Regions from separate parts of the Homo sapiens genome. Here region 2 is linked to region 1. A link is an interaction called in ENCODE POLR2A ChIA-PET data of the cell type or tissue named here. Cell type or tissue: A673. All regions are shown on one strand. Each heading gives the region's core, and the rest is flanking DNA. Links, peaks and the distances in the headings are about the cores only.

Region 1 (2,925 bases), core at 109-2,608:
TATATTATAACCACATTATTTTCTTCCTAGAAAAGAAATATTCTAATTTCGTTTTAGGCTACAGTAACTGGAAAGAAACCTTATTTTTAAAACATGCTCTTTTTAAACAATAGAACCATTATCTTAAAGGCACTTCAACTTCTATAAACAATTTTATCGACAACCTAATTACTTATTAATCATAAAAACAATTCCTTAATCTCTTTGGCAACTTCTTAAACTGGAAATATTTCTAGTTTTTCCTTTCTCCATTTCCACATTATCTTTGTCACTCTAAGTTTATAATGGTAACTGTCTTATAACCTTGCTTTTTCTTGTCCCCACAGAGCATCTTCAGGAATTCAAGCATTTTAAAAGATTCCTATCTTTCTACTCAGCCTATTCTTTTGTCATACCTTAGCCCATAATATGGTTTAAAAAGCATAGCTTTAGCAAATTTTAATAATACTAGCAAATTTATAATATTTTATTATCTATTATATAAACTAAAGAAAAACTACTTTAGATCCCCATGATAACTAAAAACTGTGTTTAGTAGTAAACAGATATTTTAGCAAACTTTTGATACTAGTTAATTCAGAAACTTAAAAAATCTTAAGCTGTATTATAATTCGGTATTTTAAATTTACATGTCACATACCATGTATCAGATAAAGATGGTCAAATAACATAACCTATACAAATGGTAAACATTTTGATAAAATGTTTGTAAGACAGAAGTGTCCTACTTACAGAGAAGAACCATTATATCTAATGAAAACTAAATAGGCAATGTGGAACTCTATGATGTACACAAATGAACAGTTAAATTTTAGTTAACAATTTAAATTATATGTGCTCCAAGGTAATACTAACTTGTATTAAAGAATTAAAGGAAGAAATCAAGGCTATGAAGATTTAGAAGAAAACAGAGGCTATAGCTCACACACATCAAGTAAGACTTTCTTTTCTTTTTTTTTTTGAGACAGAGTCTCGCTCTGTTGCCCACATTGGAGGTGCAGTGGCACAATCTCAGCTCACTGCCACCTACGCCTCCCGGGTTCAAGCGATTCTCCTGCCTCAGCCTCCTGAGTAGCTGGGACTACAGGCACGTGCCACCACGCCTGGCTAATTATTTTTTGTTGTTGTTGTTTGTTTTGTATTTTTAGTAGAGATGAGGTTTCACTGTGTTAGCCACGATGGTCGCTATTTCCTGACCTTGTGATCCGCCTGCCTCGGCCTTCCAAAGTGCTGAGATTACAGGTATGAGCCACCACGCCCGGCCAAGACTTTCTCAGAATCTGTCCTTAACAACGATCATTCCATCCCCAAGTGTCTCAAAGAAAGGTAGTACTTTCATTTTCTTAGGCTACAACACCAACCCCTGGTGTTTCTTTCAAATTCTTTCTTTCTCAATCATCCATAAAGCATGAAAGCCAATTATGCAGAGCAGTGCTTTCCAACTCTTCTCTCCTCAGGCACATATAGAACAGTAACATAAGGCAACCAGTCTGGAGGCCCCAGACACTCATGGCACACAGGTTGGAAAGCTCCAATTTAGAGTATCAAAGGATAATCCAGGAAATAAACTCCACCTTTTGTAGGCATCATAAAGATGCTTTATAGGTAAGCAACATAGGATCACTGAATGAGTGAATGAGTAAACACTGACTCAGTTACACAAAATGATGTCTTCTTGAACAAGTCTCAGGCAGCCTGCTCTTCATTTGTGCCCCCTTTCTTAAAAAAATAAAATAAAGTAAAATAAAAAATAAAAAAATAAAAATAAAACAGTAAAGTATATAACTTTCTGGGAATCGTAACAAGACTTATTTTTAGTACCTGTAATTGTAAATCAAAGGTTGGAAAAGTCTTCTGTGAAAGTGGTTCTCTCATAACTGATAAGGGCCATCTTCTTCACTATTGTTATCAGTATTCTGACTTACAAACACTCATTAAAATATTGTATTTATTAGCCACACGAGTGGTCATATACTCCTCTTCTGAATATTTATTCTTTCTTCAAGGGCATGAATTCATGGGATATGAGGGGCAAGAATCTCACTTCTAGAATTCATCTAAGGTAGAGGATTCTAAGATGGGATCCACAGGCAAAATGGTTACAGAACAGTTTTCAGCAACTGTCTTTCACATAACTATTACATCAGAACTACTACTAAAGTGCACTGTTTATTCACCGAGAAGGCTTTTAAAGGAAAGCTACCATTAATCTGGGAGGAACCCTGTAGACTTACAGACTCAGTAAACATAATACTTCTTTAAAAAAAAAAATCAAGAAACTAGAACTCAGGAAAATGGGTTAAAATAAAACCAATGAATAACCAATGAATAAAATCAATGACTACAGAAATGAACATTAGTGATCTCAAAATGCAGTGATATTGTAAACTAATGTATGTATATGTCAATTCTACTGCTGGACTTTTCAGAAGTAGTCTTGATCACAGTGTATTACCCAGCAGAGGGTGCAAATTAATCTCATTTCAATATCACCGTCTCATTTGTCTTGAGATTTCACAAGACTTCGCTATTTTCAATTTACAGCCATGAGTTATCGCCTCTGCCTTTGATCACACAAGTCCCCATAACCTACCTAGAATGCTATACTATAGTTAATCCCTCTAAGAAATATGGCAAATTTCTGACTGAAAGCTCTCCTTTATGGCAATACTGAGAGATGTTTCTTATCCCCGTTTCACAAGTAACAAGCTTCCTCAAAGAAAAATGGCTACGTGAAACATCAGGTGTTCTGATTCCTGTTACTTCTAGCAAAATAATCTATTTTCTTATTAGTCTATCAATATTCTATACCCTAGGACTAGGGTAAGTGCTCTTGATTTTTAAGCTGTCATAGGGAATAAAAGTTTCTGTTCTTTCTGAATCTCAGGTTTATTTTTACTAGCTTTATTTATGTTAAAGCCACAC
Region 2 (2,925 bases), core at 214-2,713, 58 kb after region 1:
TAACCACTAGCCATATGTGGCTGTTTATTCCTCAGGTATACTAGCCATGTTTCAAGTGCTCAATAGCCACAAGTGGTTAGTCGCTATCATATTGAACAATCTAGATATAAAACATTTCTGTCATCACGGGTTGTTTTCTTAGACACATGAATGTGCAAATGTGTTGCTGTAAATAACAAAAGTAGTTATCTTGTTATTAAAGTAGACATGTAACAAGGATTATGCTCTCAAATACATTATTAGTGTGAACTGGGGCACTGTAGATCATCTCTTCATTGCCATTAACTAAGGGTAAAAGGGAGGATAATTTCATAATTATCTTTGATGTATAAGTCTTTGATAAACCTACAGAACATATCTATACTGGGAAGCATAAATTCATTGACTGGTTTATTTTGTTAAAAAATGGTTTTTGTTTGTTTAGTTTGGGTTTTTTTTTTTTCTTCCTCTGTTGCCCAGGCTGGAGTGCAGTGGCACAATCTCAGCTCATTGCAATCTCCACTTCCCAGAGTCAAGCAATCCTCCCACCTCAGCCTCCAAGTAGGTGGGACTACAGGCACCCATCACCATGCCCAGCTAATTTTTGTATTTTGTAGAGAGGGGGTTTCGCCATGTTGCCCAGACTGGCCTCAAACTCCTGAGCTCAAGCAATCCATCTGTCTCGGCCTCCCAAAGTGCTGGGATTACAGGCGTCAGCCACCACACCCCGCATATAAAAATGTTTTGGCCAGGCGCTGTGGCTCACGCCTGTAATCCCAGCACTTTGGGAGGCAAGGCAGGCGGATCACGAGGTCAGGAGATCGAGACCATCCCGGTTAACATGGTGAAACTCTGTCTCTACTAAAAACACAAAAAATTGGCCGGGCATGGTGGCGGGTGCCTGTAGACCCAGCCACTCGGGAGGCTGAAGCAGGAGAATGGCGTGAACCCAGTAGGTGGAAATTGCAGTGAGCCAAGATCGCACCACTGCACTCCAGCCTGGGCAACAGAGTGAGACTCCGTCACACACAAAAAAATGTTTTAAGTGTTCATGTTTAATATTGCATATCCTTGCCACTCAAAGCTGCAAAGCTTCACCCGGAAGCTTGTTAGAAATGCAGGCCCTTGGGCTCCACTCCAGTCTTCCTGAATTAGAATCTGCATTTTAACAATACCGCCGTATGATTCATCTGTGCATTAAAGTTTAAGAAGCCCTATTGTAAGTAATCTCTTTATCTTTATTATTATTATTATTTGAGATGGAATCTCGCTCTGTTGCCCAGGCTAGAGGGCAATGGCGTGATCTCGGCTCACTGCAACCTCTGCCTCCTGGGTTTAAGCAATTCTCTTGCCTCAGCCTCCCGAGTAGCTGGGATTACAGGCGTGCGCCACCACACCTGGCTAATTTTTGTATTTTTAGTAGAGACAGGGTTTCACCATCTTGGCCAGGCTAGTCTTGAACTCCTGACCTCGGGTGATCTGCCTGCCTCCGCCTCCCAAAGTACTGGGATTACAGGCATGAGCCACCACACCTGGCCAGTAATCCCTTTATCTTTAATAGTGTCCCTTCCTAACCTTGTTCTTCAAGCTTGTCCAGCTTCCAAGTATGCAAAAGTCAGAGATTCCCATTACCATTTCTAGCCCTTTTTCTGCACTCCCCACCCCAAAACAGGATTTTTATTCCTGTTTTACTTTAGCCTCTTTTTCCTGGCCTGTGACTTGGACCACTCAGCACCTTGTCTCTGTTCATCTCTGGATTAAGCCCACTGCTCACCCGTAGCTCCCTGCAGTGCTGGCAGGGGACTGTGGCCTTAACAGTTGCTCCCTGCTTTCCCTCTTTTCTCTAAAATCTCTGTGCTTTTCTAAAAAAAAAAAAAAAAAAAAGTCTTCCCCCCGCCTTCCCGCCCTCAACTCTCTAGCTTACCTGAAGGTTCCCTCCTCTTCCCACTGCAACATCACACTTTAATTGGACTTTTTCACACTTCATTAGGCACCTGTAAAGCCTGGTGTTTCTACATAGTCACTCAGGAGACCTTAAAACTTTGCATTTTGTTGTAGCTTCCATGTAGTCCACTATAATTTTAGAAAGCTAAACAAAACAAAAGACCCTGCATTTTCATGCCACATTGGCCCCTCCAGCCCTCTGTGTTGGCAGTGTGTGTGTGCAGTTTCATAGTTATAATTCAAAGTCAGAATATAGGTAGAGGTGGGAGGAGAGCTATAAAGAAAATGTCAGTATTCAAGGGAAAAATAGCAGTTATTTTTATATATTATATTTTTATATGTTTGTATAACATTTTATATTATTTAAATATTTCCATTTGGTTTTCCATGTCTCCTTGCTATACTGTAAGATTTTGGAGACCAGTAAAAAGGCTGTTGCAATCATCTATACAGGAGAAAACTGAGGACATTGCTCATGGGGCTAGAAAGAAGATGACTATAGACATATGTAGGTGGTAGAATCTACAGGACTACTCTAGGTACAGGGAGGAGGCCTGCTTTCCAGAAACTTACAGTCTAGCTAGGGAGACATAGAACCAGAAGGAAACATTTAGATTCTATAAATTGCAATATGACTAAATGCCATAAAAAGTAATAAAATTAACTCGTTTTTCTCCAATGACACTAATCTTATTAGTATCCTCAAATGTGTCTGTTTTGAAGATCTATGATATTATCTTTAGTACTTTTGTACAGAGAAATAAAGAATACACACCCAAAGGAAAACTTCTTCTGGTTTAAAAATGCTAAAAGCTTCAGTCCAGTGACATCTGGCCAGTTCGTACATCACCAGAAAGAGATGTTTTTATTTTCCATAAGATTTAAAATCCTAAGACACTGGCTTTCCTTCATCCTAGAGAATGCCTCCTTCAACTCTAAAGCTCTTTATCAAAAAGCCCTAAAACAATTAACACCCTCATTGCCTCCTAGGTTTTAGCCAAT

What was found. Peaks named below come from ENCODE experiments on the same cell type or tissue, not always from the same donor. Only the 100,000 strongest peaks of a DNase experiment are listed, where the experiment ranks them.
Region 2: POLR2A ChIA-PET joins it to region 1 with 11 read pairs; 7 of 35 experiments call an interaction of 5 or more read pairs at or near these places.

The regions. Positions count from the first base shown.
Region 1 is chr15:38,301,221-38,304,145 of GRCh38, reverse strand. The region is part of intron 2 of SPRED1 (sprouty related EVH1 domain containing 1); the gene reads right to left. Among named protein-coding and RNA genes, the nearest start is that of SPRED1, 50 kb to the right of the region's middle. In A673, for the core only: no CTCF peak of the experiment used is centred there; a DNase peak (open chromatin) is centred at 1,405; H3K27ac peaks cover 422 bases.
Region 2 is chr15:38,243,688-38,246,612 of GRCh38, reverse strand. No RefSeq gene overlaps it. Among named protein-coding and RNA genes, the nearest start is that of SPRED1, 7.7 kb to the left of the region's middle. In A673, for the core only: no CTCF peak of the experiment used is centred there; no DNase peak of the experiment used is centred there; H3K27me3 peaks cover 297 bases.